6 separate regions of the Homo sapiens genome follow, and regions 1, 2, 3, 4 and 6 are each linked to region 5. Evidence: chromatin contacts called from ENCODE Hi-C or POLR2A ChIA-PET data. All regions are on one chromosome and are shown on one strand. Each heading gives the region's core, a stretch centred on a gene start or an enhancer-like site at or near the end of the contact. The rest is flanking DNA. Distances are from core to core; before and after follow the strand shown. Region 1 holds the start of ZNF738 (zinc finger protein 738). Region 2 holds the start of ZNF253 (zinc finger protein 253). Region 3 holds the start of ZNF682 (zinc finger protein 682). Region 4 holds the start of ZNF429 (zinc finger protein 429). Region 5 holds the start of ZNF626 (zinc finger protein 626). Region 6 holds the start of ZNF90 (zinc finger protein 90).

Evidence for each region. A loop is a pair of places that touch in the nucleus more often than their neighbours do. ChIA-PET counts read pairs that join two places held with the same protein, here RNA polymerase II (POLR2A). Pooled maps may share reads with other maps.
Region 1: a pooled map shows a loop between it and region 5 (10-fold over the local background). The contact joins the promoter of ZNF738 here to the promoter of ZNF626 in region 5. A Hi-C loop is called at or near these places in 6 of 50 pooled maps. POLR2A ChIA-PET finds 5 or more read pairs at or near these places in 3 of 52 experiments (WTC11 and naive thymus-derived CD4-positive, alpha-beta T cell).
Region 2: a pooled map shows a loop between it and region 5 (7-fold over the local background). The contact joins the promoter of ZNF253 here to the promoter of ZNF626 in region 5. A Hi-C loop is called at or near these places in 7 of 50 pooled maps. POLR2A ChIA-PET finds 5 or more read pairs at or near these places in 5 of 52 experiments (CD4-positive, alpha-beta T cell, OCI-LY7, activated CD4-positive, alpha-beta memory T cell and 2 more).
Region 3: a pooled map shows a loop between it and region 5 (9-fold over the local background). The contact joins the promoter of ZNF682 here to the promoter of ZNF626 in region 5. A Hi-C loop is called at or near these places in 8 of 50 pooled maps. POLR2A ChIA-PET finds 5 or more read pairs at or near these places in 4 of 52 experiments (AG04450, CD4-positive, alpha-beta T cell, activated B cell and 1 more).
Region 4: a loop to region 5 is called in a map of gastrocnemius medialis, with 4 times the contacts of the local background. The contact joins the promoter of ZNF429 here to the promoter of ZNF626 in region 5. A Hi-C loop is called at or near these places in 3 of 168 maps with a recorded cell type or tissue (ascending aorta, gastrocnemius medialis and naive thymus-derived CD4-positive, alpha-beta T cell), 1 of 37 single-sample maps with no recorded cell type and 10 of 50 pooled maps. POLR2A ChIA-PET finds 5 or more read pairs at or near these places in 9 of 52 experiments (CD4-positive, alpha-beta T cell, CD4-positive, alpha-beta memory T cell, activated B cell and 6 more).
Region 6: a loop to region 5 is called in a pooled map, with 10 times the contacts of the local background. The contact joins the promoter of ZNF90 here to the promoter of ZNF626 in region 5. A Hi-C loop is called at or near these places in 6 of 50 pooled maps. POLR2A ChIA-PET finds 5 or more read pairs at or near these places in 3 of 52 experiments (WTC11, activated CD4-positive, alpha-beta memory T cell and activated naive CD4-positive, alpha-beta T cell).

What each region holds. Positions count from the first base shown.
Region 1 is chr19:21,357,610-21,360,309 of GRCh38, forward strand. It overlaps ZNF738 (zinc finger protein 738), which reads left to right and starts at 1,391. Exons shown (of 5, transcript NM_001355237.2): 1 at 1,391-1,534. The coding sequence starts at 1,532. RefSeq lists enhancers at 104-661, 1,453-1,752.
Region 2 is chr19:19,864,557-19,867,256 of GRCh38, forward strand. It overlaps ZNF253 (zinc finger protein 253), which reads left to right and starts at 1,326. Exons shown (of 4, transcript NM_021047.3): 1 at 1,326-1,443. The coding sequence starts at 1,441. It overlaps LOC124904664 (a long non-coding RNA gene), which reads right to left. Exons shown (of 4, transcript XR_007067169.1): 1 at 1,880-2,700. RefSeq lists an enhancer at 1,357-1,786.
Region 3 is chr19:20,038,193-20,040,892 of GRCh38, forward strand. ZNF682 (zinc finger protein 682) reads right to left here and starts at 1,313. Exons shown (of 4, transcript NM_033196.3): 1 at 1,151-1,313. The coding sequence starts at 1,153. RefSeq lists an enhancer at 1,083-1,659.
Region 4 is chr19:21,504,167-21,506,866 of GRCh38, forward strand. It overlaps ZNF429 (zinc finger protein 429), which reads left to right and starts at 1,436. Exons shown (of 4, transcript NM_001001415.4): 1 at 1,436-1,608. The coding sequence starts at 1,606. RefSeq lists enhancers at 1,217-1,819, 1,435-1,754, 1,765-2,124, 1,820-2,421.
Region 5 is chr19:20,660,174-20,662,873 of GRCh38, forward strand. It overlaps ZNF626 (zinc finger protein 626), which reads right to left and starts at 1,398. Exons shown (of 4, transcript NM_001076675.3): 1 at 1,271-1,398. The coding sequence starts at 1,273. RefSeq lists a silencer at 1,523-1,592.
Region 6 is chr19:20,076,647-20,079,346 of GRCh38, forward strand. It overlaps ZNF90 (zinc finger protein 90), which reads left to right and starts at 1,354. Exons shown (of 4, transcript NM_007138.2): 1 at 1,354-1,489. The coding sequence starts at 1,487. RefSeq lists an enhancer at 1,297-1,776.

The DNA of each region.
Region 1 (2,700 bases), core at 141-2,640, 700 kb after region 5:
ACCTCAGAACTGAAGATAGATGTTAGTAGGGAGAGGCCCTTCCTTCCCCTCTGGCCCTTCACACCATTGACATCAGAGCTGCCATGTGTGGCTCCTGGGTGCCTGGAATGTGCTTGGTCTGAACCGCGATATGCTAGAAAGGTAAAACACAGAGTTATTTTCAAAAATTTAGTTGCAAATATTTATATACTTCATTAATAATTACATATTCCTCACACATTAAAATGATATTTTGTATATATTAGGTTAATTACATTGTTACAATCAATTCAACCTGTTCCTTGTTATTGTTGTTGTTGTTGTTGCTGTTGTTGCAGTCTGTCACTAGGCTGGAGTGCAGTGGCGCAATCTCGGCTCACTGCAACCTCTGCCTCCCGGGTTCAAGCGATTCTCCTGCCTCAGCCTCCCCAGTAGCTGGGATTACAGGCATGCGCCACCACGCCTGGCTAATTTTTATATTTTTTTCAGTAGAGACAGGGTTTAGCCATATTGCCAGGAGGGTCTCAATCACTTGATCTCGTGATCCACCAGCCTCGGCCTCCCAAAGTGCTGGGATTACAGGCGTGAGCCACTGCGCGTGGCCTCTTGTTTCTTTATATTTTTCACCCCCCAAAACGGAGTCTCGCTCTGTCCGCCCAGGCTGGAGTGCAGTGGCGCGATCTCTGCTCACTGCAACCTCCTCCGCCTCCCGGGTTCAAGCAATTCTCCTGCCTCAGCCTCCTGCGTAGCTGGGATTACAGATGTCCACCACCACGCCCGGCTAATTTTTGTATTTTTAGTAGAGACGTGGTTTCACCATGTTAGCCAGGCTGGTCTCAAACTCCTGACCTCTTGATCTGCCCGCCTTGTACTCCTAAAGTCCTAGGATTACAGGCGTGAGCCACCATGCCTGGCCCCTTGTTTCTTTTTAATTTTCTAGTTTGGCTACCAGAAAATTCAAAATTCACGTGGCTCACATTTTATTTCAGAGGATTACCTCCTTTTTAAAATCTCAGGCTGCCTGCTCAAAGGACCGTAAGCCAGGAAAGTAAAAAAACCCTGAAATTTTAAAACATTTGTTATTATATCCTTTTCATTTATGTATAGCCATATGATATAGTATTTACAAATGCATATGACCTTATACGCAAGGTTGAATGCAAATACCCTTTGGGGTGGGCCTATCTCAGCTCAAGGAGGAAGCCCTGCCTGAAAAGGCTGCAGCCTAGGCGGTCACTCTTTCTTCATTCAGCCCAGCATCTAATTACATCTTCTGTCAGTCAGGGCCTGAGAGGGTGGGGTTTTAAACGTTATCCAATCAGCGACGCTGGGCTGGGAACTGTCCAATCAGGCACGCAGCTTGAGCGGAGAGGACGGCTTCCGGGATGTGGCGGGATTTGTCCGCTTCTTTGTCTTTGGCTGCCGCTGGAACTCCGGGTCTCGTCTTCACTGCTCTGTGTCCTCTGCTCCTAGAGGCCCAGCCTCTGGTCCTGTGACCTGCAGGTATTGGGAATCCACAGCTAAGACGCCGGGACACCCTGGAAGCCTAGAAATGGTGAGAGTGCGGGGTCCAACATCCCGAGAGAGGGGAAGGGCTGGTTGGAACCGGTGGGAAGTGGCTGTGGCGAGACTCAGGCCTCCCCGCAGTCAGCTCTACAATCTGCGCCCCGAGTTCTCCTTGCCCAGCTCGGCCTCAGTCGCCTTCAGCCATAAGATGGCGGTTGCGCCGACAGCCCGGCCCCCGGGCGTCCTGTCTCTTCCCTGCATAGTGACTGTGCCCTTGCCTGGAGCCCTCTCTGGGGAATCTCTGCACCCGCAGCGCCGCTTCTCTACCGGATTGTGCAGGGACCGTGGGAGGGTCGTCAGGGGAGAATCCTGACTTGGGGTGCGGGTTCATGAATGGGAAGAGGTTTGTTCCGTGGGGTTCCCAGTTCCTATTATCTCCTATTAAAAGTTAATGGGAGTCACTGCAAAAATATTAAAAGAATTTAATCAAAGAGTGGTTCTAGGCTGGGCGCGGTGGCTCACGCCTGTAATCCCAGCACTTTGGAAGGCCGAGGTGGGCGGATCAGAGGTCAGGAGATCAAGACCATCCTGGCTAACACGGTGAAACCCCGTCTCTACTAAAAATACAAAAAATGAGCCGGGCGTGGTGGCGGGCGCCTGTAGTCCCAGCTACTCAGGAGGCTGAGGCAGGAGAATGGCGTGAACCCAGGAGGCAGAGCTTGCAGTGAGCCGAGATCGTGCCACTGCACTCCAGCCTGGGCGACAGAGCGAGACTCTTGTCTCAAAAAAAAAATTAACTTATTAAATAATTTAATCAAAAAGTGGTTCTAGAATTGTAGAGCACCAAGCTGTGGTTTTTAGTTTGTGGTCTATGGGAGAGGCTTGAAAGAAAGTCTTTTGTAAAATGCATGATGAAGAAAACCAAATTTAGTAATTGGTTAGGTACAGTTACGTGGTTTTTTAATTTGTACATTAAAGGTGAAAATTTCCTGGTTATGTAATCGGAGCTCAATTGGCAGTTTATAGTAGGTGAAGCCTCAATTTTGTTTCTCTGAATTTAGTAATTAAAAATAATGCGCCTGAGTTAGATTTTTTAAATTGAAGTAGGAACCCAGGGACTAGAGAAACCTCAGTCTAATTGCCTGCCACTTAATTATTTTCACACTCCACAGGGAACTGATTTTCTGCTGCATTTTTCACCTGGGTCCCAATCAG
Region 2 (2,700 bases), core at 76-2,575, 800 kb before region 5:
CAAACTGAAAAAATAAAAAGAATGTAGATATAAATAAAATATAGTTAAAAAATTACAGGAGATTACAAATTATATATGTAAATCTCGAGAGGTCAAAAATGACAAATTTTGTTTATTTACAAGGTTTTATTTATGTATTTATTCATTTTTGGAGACGCAGTCTCACTTTGTCACCCAGGCTTGAGTGCAGTGGTGCGATCTTGGCTCACCGCAACCTCTGCCTCCTGGGTTCAAGCCATTCTCCTGCCTCAGCCTCCTGAGTAGCTGGGACCACAGGTGCATGCCACCACGCCCGGGTAATTTTTTGTATTTTTAGTAGAGACAGAGTTTCACCGTGTTAGCCAGGATGGTCTCGATTTCCTGACCCAGTGATCTGCCCTCCTCAGCCTCCCAAAGTACTGGGATTACAGGCCTGAGCCACCGCACCTGGCTTTACAAGGTCTTATTAAAATTAGCTTTAGTATTGATAATACACTATTACCAAAGTAAAAGTTGACTTTCTCTTGAACAAACATTTCATGTATTATTAATATGACAGCAAAGTACTTCTGTTCACCTTTTGAATACATTCAAAAAGAGAGAGAATATGAGATAGAATTTTCCCATGCTCTGGGATGGGATGCTCAGCTCAGGGAGGAAGCCGTTTGAAAAGGCTCCAGCTAGGCTAGGCGCGGTGGCTCACGCTTGTAATCCCAGCACTTTGGGAGGCCGAGGCGGGCGGATCACCTGAGATCGGGAGCTCGAGACCAGCCTGACCAACACGGAGAAACCCTGTCTCTACTAAAAGTACAAAAAATTAGACGGGCGTGGTGAGGCATGCCTGTAATCCCAGCTACATGGGAGGCTGAGGTAGGAGAATCGCTTGAACCCGGGAGGTGCAGGTTGCGGTGAGCCAACATCGTGCCATTGCACTCTAGCCTGGGCAACAAGAGGGAAACTCCGTCTCGGTGGGGGGAAAAAAGAAAGAAAAGAAAGAAAGAAAGAAAGAAAGAAAAAGAAAGAAAGAAAGAAAGGAAAGAAAGAAAGAAAGAAAGAAAGAAAGAAAGAAAGAAAGAAAGAAAGAAAGAAAGAAAGAAAGAAAGAAAGAAAGAAAGAAAGAAAGAAAGAAAGAAAGAAAGAAAGAAAAGGCTGCAGCCTAGGCTGTCACTCTTTCTTCACTCAGCCCAGTATCTGATCACATCTGTCACTCAGCGGCTGGGGAGGCGGGGCCTTAGGCATTATCCAATGAGGGACGCTGGGCCGGAAACCGTCCAATCAGGCACGCAGCTGGAGCGAACCACATGGTTTCTGGGGGCCTTTGTTTCTCGCTGCAGCGGGAGCTCCAGGTTTATCCTCAGTGTTCTGTGTCCTGTGCTTATAGAGGCCCGTCCTCTGTGGCCGTGTGACCTGCAAGTATTGGGAGAGCCACAGCTAAACCCCGGGACCCCTGGAAGCCTAGAAATGGTGAGTGCCGGGTCCAACGTCCCGAGAGAGGGGAGAGGCTGTTTGGAACGGTGGGAAGTGGCTCTGGCGGGACTCTGCTTCCTCACAGTCAGCTCCACAATCTGCCGCCGGAGTTCTCCCTGCCCAGCTCGGCCTCAGTCCCCTTCAGCCATAAGATGGCGGCTGCGGTGACATCCGGGGCCCGGCACAGTGATTGTGCCCTGGCCTGGAGCCCTCTTTCAGCAGCTCTGCACCCGCAGCACCGCGTCTCTCCCAGATCATGCAAGGACCACGGGAGGGTCGTCAGGGGAGAATCCTGACTCGGTTCCCTGCGGGTTCATGAATGGGAAGAGCTTTGGTCCGTGAGGTTGTTAGAAACAAGCGCTTGGTGCCGCAAAACAACACAAAACAAAAAACTACCCAGCACTTAGAAAATTTCACAGGAAGGCATATTTACTTCTGAAGAAGAGTGCTGCTCGCGTCCGACCTGATCGCAAGAGCACACAGAAGAAAGGAAGGAAGGTTTTTTTTTTTTTTGAGGCGGAGTTTTGCTCTTGTGGCCCAGGCTAAAGTACAATGGCGCGATCTCGGCTCACTGCAACCTCCGTCTCCCGGGTTCAAGTGATTCTCCTGCCTCAGCCTCCCGAGTAGCTGGGGTTACAGGCATGCGTCACCACACCCGGCTGATTTTGTATTTTTAGTAGACATGCCGTTTCACCATGTTGGTCAGGCTGGTTTTGAACTCCCGAACTCAGTTGATCCGCCCGCCTCGGCCTCCCAGTTTGAAAGGGGTTTTTAACCCTAAACGCCGTTATTGCCTCTGTGTCCTTCCCCCATTGGCCGGGGTCTGACCTCACAATCTAGGCTGACCCGATTGGCTACTTTCCAAATAAGGAAGGGGTTCGGGTCGCAGATTGGAACAGGCGGTTTGGGTTGTTTACGGAGCGGGTGTCTAGGTACAAAGAGGTACAAAAAAGTTGGTCCTAAGAACAAGGAACAAGAAAGTTAGGCCCTTGAAGAGGAATCTATTATATCTGTCAGGGTTCACAGTTTCCCTTTTCTCCTATTAAAAATTTATGGGGCCGGGCGCGGTGGCTCACGCCTGTAATAACAACACTTCAGGAGGTCGAGGTGGATGGATCACTTGAGGTCAGGAGTTGAAGACCAGCCTGGCCAAAATGGGGAAACCCCATCTCTACTAAAAGTACAAAAATTAGCTGGGTGTGATGGCGAATGTCTGGTTTTCTGTTTCTGCATTAGTTTTCTGAAATAATGGTC
Region 3 (2,700 bases), core at 63-2,562, 620 kb before region 5:
CAAAGGTTTTTGTTTTTTGGTCTTTTTTTTTTTCATGGTGGAGTGTTGGGATTATTCTCTGCTTTCATCTCCTGTAAAATGTTTGCAAATGAAAAACAATTCTTTTTCTAAAAAGTGCCATCCGCTGCTCTTTGAAATAATGATCAATCAAAATACTGTGTCTGAAATGTACAAAAAAGGACTAATAGTTGATAATGTTGTGAATTAGAGAGGGGAAGTTGGTGTTGAAGAATGTCAGGAAAGAACTGAAAATTTAAAATTCAACTGCAAGTCAGAGTTAGGCTGGGGCAACAGAGTGGTAGCTTTGAGATTCTGTTTGTCACACATTTGGAAAATCCAAGAGAAAACCACTTCTGTGGAGTGTTAAATAAATAGCAGGCAGTTAGACTGAGGTGGCTCTAGTACCCTGAGTTCCTACATTAAAAAAAAAAAAAATCAAAGGCAAATACATTTCTTGTAAATTGCTACCTTAGGGGGAAACAAAATTCAGATTTTTCAGATTTAAGCAACCACAAACCTTCAATTAACTTCTGATTACATAACCAGGCAATGACAACCTGAATAGTCTAAATAAGATGACTACATAACTGGAACGAGTCAGTTACTGAATTCGGTTTGCTTCATCCTGCACTTTATAAAAAACTTTCCTTCAAGCTCTTCGGCTGGACCCCCAACCACAAACCGTGGCTGGGTGCTCTCTGAGCATAAATCACTGTTAACTTCAATAAGTTTTCAACATTTTAAAGGTGACTCCCATAGTTTTTAAACAGGAGAAGGAAAAGACTGAGGACCCCCGGGATCACAGCACTTCCCACGCACAAACCACACACGGGGTCTGGACTCTGCCCTGAGGACGCTTCCATTGTCCCCGCAGTCGGGGCAGACGCAAGAACGCGCGCGGCTCTTCCCAGGGTGGGCTCCGGGCGGGAAGCGGGAGAACGGAACGGGATGCCCGCCCAGGGTCCCGGCTGCTGGCCCACCTCGCATCCTGTGCCCGGAGGTGATCGACGGCCGAGCTGTGCCTGCCGGGGACTCCAGTCCGCAGACTCCGGAGCTGACAGCTGGGAGGCCCCAGTCCCGTCACTGCCGGTTCCGGCCGGTTTCAACCAGCCCTGCCCCCACCTCGGGATGCGCGGCCTGGCACACTCACCATTTTTCGGCTTCCGGGATGTCGTGGAGTCTTAGCTCTGGATCTCACAGCATCTGCAAGTCAGAGGGCAACAGAGGCTGCGACAGTCACCGGGAACTACTAGAGCAGAGGATACTAAGCAATGAAGATGGACCCTGAGCTCTGGCTGGAGCGAGACAAAGGCCCCGCCAGCTCCAGGACACCGCCCCCTCTACCTTGGCTGCGCACCTGATTGGACAGTTCCCACTCTAGCGCCCATGATTGGATACAGTTCCATGCCCCGCCCCCTCAGGTCATGAGTGACAGGAGGCGTGATCTGAGAATGTGTTGAATAAGGCAAGAGTTACAGGTTTTTCCTGAACCCTTTTCTGGCGCGCTTCCTTCCTGAATTGGAAACTGGCCCTTCCTGGGGAACATTTGCATTTAACTTTGTATATAAAGTTATCTTTATTTGTGAATAGTATACATATGTTATTCACAAATGGAAACAATATAATGACAATTATTTTAAAATCTCAGATTTCATCATTTTCCTAGCCTCCAGTCTTTTGAGCAGGCAGCCTAAGATGTCGCAAGGGAGGCAATTCTCTAAGAAATAAACTGTGAAGCACATATGAATTTTACATTTTCTAGTAGCCACATTTTAAAAAAGAAACCAGGCGTGGTAGCCTGTGCCTGTAGTTCTAGCAACTAGGGAGGCTGAGGCGGGAGCATCACTTGAGGCCAGGAGTTTTAAGACCAGCCCGGGCAACATAGCGATGATCCCATCTCTACAAAAAATAATTAAAAATTTAGCCAAGTCTGGTGGTGCACGCCTGCAGTCCTAGCTACTCAGAAGGCTGAGGCGGGAGGATCACTTGACCCTGGGAGACCAAGACTGCAGTGAGCCACGATCACACCATTGCACTACAGCCGGGGTGACAGAGTGAAACCAAGTTTAAAAAAAAAAAGATCTCTGAAGAAGGCATTTTCTCTTTCTGCAATTTAGCCAAGCAGCTGAGTATGTCTTGAAGTCATCTTCTAATTTTTAACAGGGCAAGGATGTTTTCTAAAACCCCAGTCTCCAGAGTTGCCATGGGGCAAATCCCGGCAGCATACATGAAAATCACTCACAGCTAATGCATTCTTCATCAGATCCAGTGCTTCTTACCCCTGGCAAATAAAAATCACCTGCGGGGTTGGGAGCGGTGGTTCACGCCTATAATCTCAGCATTTTGGGAGGCCGAGACGGGCGTATCACCTGAGGTCAGGAGTTCGAGACCAGCCTGGCCAACATGGTGAAACCCCCATCTCTACTAAAAATACAAAAATTAGCCGGGCATGGTGGCACACGCCTGTAATCCCAGCTACTCGGGAGGCTGAGGCAGGAGAATGGCTTGAACGTGGGAGGCGGAGGTTGCAGTGAGTCGAGATCGCGCCATTGCAGAGTGAGACTTCGTGGGGAGGGTGGTGGTGGCGGCGGGGGGTGTGGAGAATGACTGGAGGGGCGGGGCAGGATGTAAACTTAAAATCCCTGAAGCCCAAGTTGCAACAGACCAATTAAATTAGAATCCTTGGAGTTGGATCTGGGC
Region 4 (2,700 bases), core at 186-2,685, 840 kb after region 5:
CTATTTTTTAAGTAGAGACAGGGTTTCACCGTGTTAGCCAGGATGGTCTCGATCTTCCGACCTCGTGATCCGCCCACCTCGGCCTCCCAAAGTGCTGGGATTACAGGCGTGAGCCACCGCGCCCGGCCTTCTTCATATCTTAAAGTTAGAGGTTAAGACTGTGGACAGACCCAAAGACATAGAGTTTTCTTCTCCTGTCTCCTGTGGCCCCAGAATTTTTTGTTCACTGTCTGATCTCTGGATGAAAGGTGGACAACAGGTGGCAAAGAGTGGTCTACCTGTGGTTATTTTATTTGTGCTGCCCTCTGCCCTTGCTATGGCCACTATCTATCGCACCCTCAGAACCGAAGATAGATGTTAGTAGAGAGAGGCTGTCTCCTCACCTCTGGCAGAAAAGGGATGTTCAGGGCCTCCACCCACCTGACATCAGAGCTGCACTTCAACGTGGTGGCTGTTGGCCATGTGTGGCTCCTGGGTGCCTGGAATGTGCCTGGTCTGAACTGCAATTTGCTAGAAAAGTAAAATACAGAGTTGGTTTCGAAGATTTAGTTCCAAAAATATATATAGTGCCTTAATAATTACATATTGCTGTGACCCCAGAAAATCTGAGACATCAGTTAATTTAGAAAGTTTATTTTGCCAAGGTTGAGAACACGCCTATGACATAGTTTCAGGAAGTCTTGAGGACACCTGCCCAAGGTGGTCAGGGAACATATTGGTTTTATACATTTTAGGGAGACATGAGACATCAATCAATATATGTAAGAAGTACATTGGTTCAGTCTGAAAAGGTGGGACAACTTGAAGCAAAGGCAGGAAGACACGAAGCTGGAGGGAGCTTCCAGGTCACAGATAGGTGGACTCAAATTCTTTTGAGTTTCTGATTGGCCTTTAGTTCCCAGCTTGAGTTTTCCTTAGTAATTTTGGGGGCCCAAGATATTTTCCTTTCACATTGCTCACATATTAAAATTATAATACTTTAAACATATTGGGTTAGTTACATTATTACAATCAATTCCACGTGTTTCATGTTTCTTTTTAAAGTTTGGCTACTGGAAAATTAAAAATTCACATGTGGCTCACATTTTATTTCAGAGGACTGCCTCCTTTTTAAAATCTCAGGCTGCCTGCTCAAAGGACCAGAAGCTAGGAAGGTGATAAAAGCTAAAATTTAAAAGTAATTGTTATTATATTCTTTTCATTTGTGACTAGCCATATAGTATATTTATAAATGCATATGACCTTACACACAAGGTTCAATGCAAACACCCTCTAGGGTGGGCCTGGCTCAGCTCGGAGGAAAGCCTGCCTGAAAAGGCTGCAGCTAGGCTGTCACGCTTCATTCTGCCCAGCAACTGATCACCCTCTGTCACTCAGGGCCTGAGAGGGCGGGTCTTAAACATTATCCAATCAGGCACGCAGCTGGAGCGACAGGACGGTTTCCGGAATATGGCGGGGCGTTTGGCTCTTGCTGCAGCCAGAGCTCCAGGTCTCGTCTTCATTTCTGTGTCCTTTGTTCTTAGAGGCCCAGCCTGTGTGGCCCTGTGACCCGCAGATATTGGGAGATACACAGCTAAGACTCCAGGACCCCCTGGAAGCCTAGAAATGGTGAGAGTGCCGAGTCTGACATCCCCAGAGAGGGGGAGGGGCTGGTCGGAACCGTGAGAAGTGGCCGTGGCGGACTTAGGTCTCCCGGCAGTCAGCTCCACAATCTGCGCCCGGAATTCTCCTTGCCCAGCTCGGCTTCAGTCCCCTTCAGCCATAAGATGGCGACTGTGCTGACAGCCGGGCCCCGGGCGTCCTGTCTTCCCTCCGCAGTGACTGTGCCTGACGTGTAGCCCTGTCTGGGGAGCTCTGCACGCGCAATTCCGCAGTCTCTCCCAGATTGTGCAAGAACCATGGGAGGGGCGTCAGGTGAGAATAGTGACTCGGGATGCGGGTTCATGAGCGGGAAGAGCTTTGGTCCGTGGGGTTCCCAGTTCCCATTCTCTCCTATTAAAAATCTATGGGAGTGGCCGGGCGCGGTGGCTTATGCCTGTAATCCCAGCAGTTTGCTGGGAGGCGGGCAGATCACTGAGGTCCGGCATTCGAGAACAGCCTGGCCAACATGGTGAAACCCCCTCTCTGCTAAAAATACAAAAATTAGCCGGATGTGGTGGCAGGCATCTGTAATCCCAGCTATGTGGGAGGCTGAGGCACGAGAATCGCTTAAACCCAGGAGACCAAGATTGTGCCATTGCACTCCAGGCTGGTTGACACAATGAGACTATCTCAAACAAAAAAAAAAAAAAAAAAGGGGAGTCACTGCAAAATATTAAAGAATTTAATTAAAGAGTGGTTCTAAAATTGTAAAGCACCCAGCTGTGGGATGTAGTTTGTGGTCCTTTGGAGGAGCTTGAAGGAAAGACTTTGCGCATGGTACAAAAACGCAAATTCAGTTATTGGTTAGGTAGGGTTACGTAGTTTCTTAATTTCCATCTTCAGCTTACAAAATTTCCTGGTTATGTAATCAGAGCTTAATTCCAGTTAATAGTTAACCCTGTATTTGTTTTCCCCAGTGTAGTAATTTACAAAAAAAAAAGCATTTGAGTTAGTTTTTTGTTTTTTTTTTTTTTTTTTTGAGATGGAGTTTCCCTCTTCTTGCCCAATCTGGACTGCAGTGGCGCGATCTCGGCTCACTGCACCTTCCGCCTCCGTGTT
Region 5 (2,700 bases), core at 148-2,647:
CGCTTGAACCCAGTAAGCCGAGATCACGCCATTACATTCCAGCCTGGGCACCACAAGCGACACTGTGTCTAAAAAAAAAAAAAAAAAAAAAAAAATACCCTGTTGCAGGCTTAATATTAGCCTTAGCTTGGAGTCACTAGGTTCAAGCTTTAATGTCCACATCAGTTATTCACTTGGTTTTTGAAACTAAGTGTTAGAAACTCCAGTGAAATTACTCACAATGTTTACATAAAGGAATTTTTAAGATGCTTACTTTTTTTTTCTTTTTTTTGAGCCGGAGTCTCGCTTTGTCACGCAGGCTGGAGCGCGATGATTGGATCTCAGCTCACTGCAACTTCCGCCTCCCGGGTTCAAGCAATTCTCGTGCCTCAGCCTCCCAAGTGGCTGGTACTACAGGCACGTGCCAACACGCCGATAGTTTTCGTATTTTTAGTAGAGACGGGTTTCACCACGTTGGCCAGGCTGGTCTAGAACTCCTGACCACGTGATCCACCTGCCTCGGCCTCCGAAGTGCTGGGATTACAGGCTTGAGCCACCGCGCCCAGCAAGAAAGGGGTTTTGAACCCTAATGCAGTTCCTGTTTTTGTTTCCATCCCCTATTGGCTGGGATCAGACCGCACAATCTAAGCTGATCCTGGTAAGCTTAGACCCAAACTTTTTCCAAATAAAGTAAATGCGCGATTTGCGAGAAAAGGAAAAGGGGGTAGAAGAAGAGGTAGGGTTGATTTACAACTTTTACAACTTATGACCAGAAAGTTGAGTCATTTAAAAGGAACTTAGTTGTCCTAACACCTCTTTACCTCAAGTGATCCGCCCGCCTCGGCCTCCCAAAACGTTGGGATTACAGGCGTGAGCCACAGCGTCCGGCCCCATACATTTTTAATAGGAGAAAAGAGAAACTGTAAACCCAAAGGAACAAAGCTCTTCCCATTCATGAACCCGCACCCCGAGTCAGGATTCTCCCCTGCCCACCCTCCCCTGGTCCCTGCACAATCTGGGAGAGACGCCACGCTGCGGGTGCAGAGCTGCCCAGAGAGGGCTCCAGGCCAGGGTAGTCACCGCGCAGTGAAGAGACAAGACGCCCGGGTGCCGGCTGTCAGCGCAGCTGCCATTTTATGGCTGAACAGGACTGAGGCCGAGCTGAGCAAGGAGAACTGGGGGAGCAGACTGTGGAGCTGACTGCGGGGAGGCCTGAGTCCCGCCACAGCCACTTTTCACCGGTTCCAACCAGTCCCTCTCCTCTCTCGGGATGTCGGACCCTCACTCTCACCATTTTTGGCTTCCAGGAGGTCCCGGTGTCTTAGCTGTGGATCTCCCAATACCTGCAGGACACGGGGCCACACAGCCTGGGCCTTTAGGAGAAGAACCAGACCTGGAGCTCTGACTGCAGCGAGAGACAAAGGCCGCACCAAACCCGGAAACCGTCCTCTTCGCTCCAGCTGCGTTCCTGATTGGATGGTTTCCAGCCCACCATCCCTGATTGGATAATGCTTAAGGCCCCGCCCCCTGAGGCCCTGAGTGACAGTAGATGTGATCAGACGCTGAGCTGAGTGAAGAAAGAGTGACAGCCTAAGCTGCAGCCTTTTCAGGCAGGGCTTCCTTCCTGAGCTGAGCCAGGCCCACCCCAGAGCATGGGAGAATTCTATCTTTTCTTTACTCTCTCTCTTTTTGAATGTATTCAAAAGGTGAACAGAAGTATTTTGCTCTCATATTAATAATACATAAAATTTTTGTTCAAGAGAAAATCAACTTTTACTTTGGCAATAATGTATTATCAATACTAAAGGTAATTTTGATAAAACCTTATAAAAAATCAAATTTGTCATTTTTGACCTCTCGAGATTTACATACATATTTTGTAATCTAATGTAATTTTTTAACTTTTTATATTTTATTTTTATCTACATTCTTTTTATTTTTTCAATTTGAAACAACCTTTAAGTAATTTCAAACTGTTACAAGAGACAAAGAAATCATTTAGGGCCAGTCCGCTGGTGCACGCTTGTAATCCAAGCACTTTGGGAGGCCAAAGTGGGTGGATCACTTCAGGTCAGGAGTTCAAGACCAGCCTGGCCAACATGTTGAATCTCATCTCTAGTAAAAACACAAAAAATTAGCCAGGTGTGGTGGTACACACCTGTAGTCCCAGGTGCTACGGCGGCTGAAGCAGGGGAATCGCTTGAACCCAGGAGGCGGAGGTTGTGTAACGGCCTAAGGGCTTCATCTTGCCTAGACAGAGATGATTCATCAAGACAGGGGAATTTGTGGAGGAAAAGTTAAATATTAAATTTGAACTCAGTTGAACATGGACACAAACAATGGTCACCAAGTCCTGGAACAGGTTATGTGAGCCCCTTGAGGCATTCACCTGCCGACCTTCCCCTGGTCCCTGCACAATCTGGGAGAGACGCCATGCTGCAGGTGCAGAGCTGCCCAAAGTGGGCTCCAGGCCAGGGCACAGTCACAGCGCAGTGAAGAGGCAGGACTTCTGGGGGCCTGGCTGTCAGCGCAGCTGCCATCTTCTGGCTGAATGGGACTGAGGCCAAGCTGGGCAAAGAGAACTGGGCACAGATTGTTTTGGAGAAATCTCTATTTTAATCTATTCCTATACGTTAGTTATTGAAAAACAATAGCCAATCGCAAAAAAAACAAGTTGACTTTTTTGTGTTCCTTGAGCCCAGTTGCAAAGAGCCCAGTTGC
Region 6 (2,700 bases), core at 104-2,603, 580 kb before region 5:
TTTTTTTTTTTTTGAGACGGAGTCTCGCTCTGTCGCCCAGGCTGGAGTGCAGTGGCGCGATCTCGGCTCACTCCAAGTTCCGCCTCCCAGGTTCACACCATTCTCCTGCCTCAGCTTCCCGACTAGCTGGGACTACAGGCGCCTGCCACCAGGCCTGGCTAATTTTTTGTATTTCTAGTAGAGACGGGGTTTCAGCGTGTTAGCCAGCATGGTCTTGATCTCCTGACCTCGTGACCCGCCCGCCTCAGCCTCCCAAAGTGCTGAGATTACAGGCGTGAGCCACCGCGCCCGGCCTTGTCTATTGTTTTTCAATAACGAATGTATAGGAATAGATTGAATAGATTGACATAGAGATTTCTCTAAAATAGCACTGGATGAACGCCTCAAGGGGCTCACACAACCTCTTCCAGGACTTGGTGACCATTGTTTGTGTCCACGTTCAATTGAGTTCAAATTAAATATTTAACTTTTCCTCCACAAATTCCCCTGTCTTGATGAATTGGTTTTGTCTGGGCAAAGGGCAAGGTAAACTCCTTGGGCGGTTACACAACCTCCACCTCCTAGGTTCAAGAGATTCTCCTGCCTCAGCCTTCGGTGTAGCTGGGACTACAGGTGTGCACCAGCACGCCCAGGTAAGGTTTTGTATTTTTAGTAGAAATGGGGTTTCACCGTGTTGGCCAGGGTGGTCTTGAACTCCTGACCTCAAGTGATTCGCCCTCTTTGGCTTCCCAAAGTGCTGGAATTACAGGCGTGAGCCACCGCGCCTGGCCCTAAATGATTTCCTTTCTGTCTCCTATAACAGTTTGAAATTACTTAAAAGTTGTTTCAAATTGAAAAAATAAAAAGAATGTAGATAAAAATAAAATATAAAAAGTTAAAAAAATTACATTAGATTACAAAATATATATGATGTATATGTAAGTCTCGAGAGGTCAAAAATGACAAATTTGATTTACTTACAAGGTTTTATTAAAATTAGCTTTCGTATTGATAATACACTATTACCAAAGTAAAAGTTTTCTCTTGAACAAAAATTTTTTGTATTATTAATATGACAGCCAAATACTTCTGTTCACCTTTTGAATACATTCAAAAAGAGAAAGAGTAAAAAAGAATTTTCCCATGCTCTCCGGTGGGCCTGGCTCAGCTCAAGGAGGAAGCCCGGCCTGAAAAGGCTGCAGCTGAGGCTGTGACTCTTTCTTCACTCAGCCCAGCATGTGATCACATCTTCTGTCACTCAGGGACTGAGGAGGCGGGGCCTTAAGCATTATCCAATCAGGGACGCTGGGTTGGAAACCGTCCAATCATGCAGGCAGCTGGAGCGAAGAGGAAGGCTTTCGGGTTTGGCGCGGCCATTTGTCTCTTGCTGCAGCTGGTGCTCCAAATCTGGTCTTAGCTGCTTCGTGTCTTCTTCTCCAGCCTCTGTGGCCCTGTGACCTGCAGGTATTGGGAGATCCACAGCTGAGGGACCCCCGGAAGCCTAGAAATGGTGAGAGTGCCTTTCCAGCATTCCGAGAGAGGGGAGGGACTGGTTGGAACCGATGGGAAGTGGCTGTGGCGGGACTTAGGCCTCCCCGCAGTCAGCTCCACAATCTGCGACCGACTTCTCCTTGCCCAGTTCGGCCTCAGTCCCCTTCAGCCATAAGATGGCAACAGCGCCGACAGCCGGGCCCCGCGGCGTCCTGTCTCTTCCCTGCCCTGGCCTGGAGCCCTCTCTGGGCAGCTCTGCACCCACAGCGCTGCGTCTCTCCCAGATTGTGCAGGGAGCACGGGAGGGTTCTCGGGGGAGAATCCTGACTCGGGGTGCAGGTTCATGAATGGGAAGAGCTTTGGTCCATGGGGTTGACAGTTTCTCTTTTCTCCTATTAAAAACTTATGGGGCCGGTCGCTGTGGTTCATGCCTGTAATCCCAGCATTTTGGGAGGTCGAGGCGAGCGGATCACTTGAGGTAAAGGGTTGTTAGTACAACGTAGTTCTTCTTCAAAGACGCAACTTCCTGGTCATAAGTTGGAAAAGTTGTAAATCACCCCTACCCCTTCTTCTCCCTTCTCCTTTTCTCACAAATCGCGCATTACCCGATTTGGAAAAAGCTTGAGTGTAAGCCAACCGGGATCAGCTTAGATTGTGCGGTCTGACCCCAGCCAATGGAGGGAAAACAAAAACAGAACTGCATTAGGGCTAATAACCCCTTCCCGGCCAGGCGCGGTGGCTCCTGCCTGTAATTTCAGCACTTTGGGGCGCCGAGGCGGGCGGATCACGTGGTCAAATTTCTAGACCAGCCTATCCAACGTGGTGAAACCTCTCTCTACTAAAAATACAAAAATTAGCCTGGAGTGGTGCCAAGCGCCTGTAATCCCAGCAACTTGGGAGGCTGAGGCCCGAGAATTGCTTGAACTCGGGAGGCAGAGGTTGCAGTGAGCTGAGATCCCTCCATCGCGCTCCAGCATGCGCGACAGAGGGAGAGTCCTCAAAAAAAAAAAAAAAAAAAAAAGTAAGCATCTTAAAATTTCCATCCTTTATGTAAACACTGTGTTTTAGTAACTTCACTGTATTTTCCAACACTTAGTTTCAAAAACCCAGTGAATAACTCTGGCATGGAAATTAAAGCTTGAACCTAGTGATTCCGAGCTAAGGCTAATATTAAGCCTGCAAAAGGAGGGTTTTTTTTTTTTTTTTGAGATGGAGTTTGTCCAGGCAGAT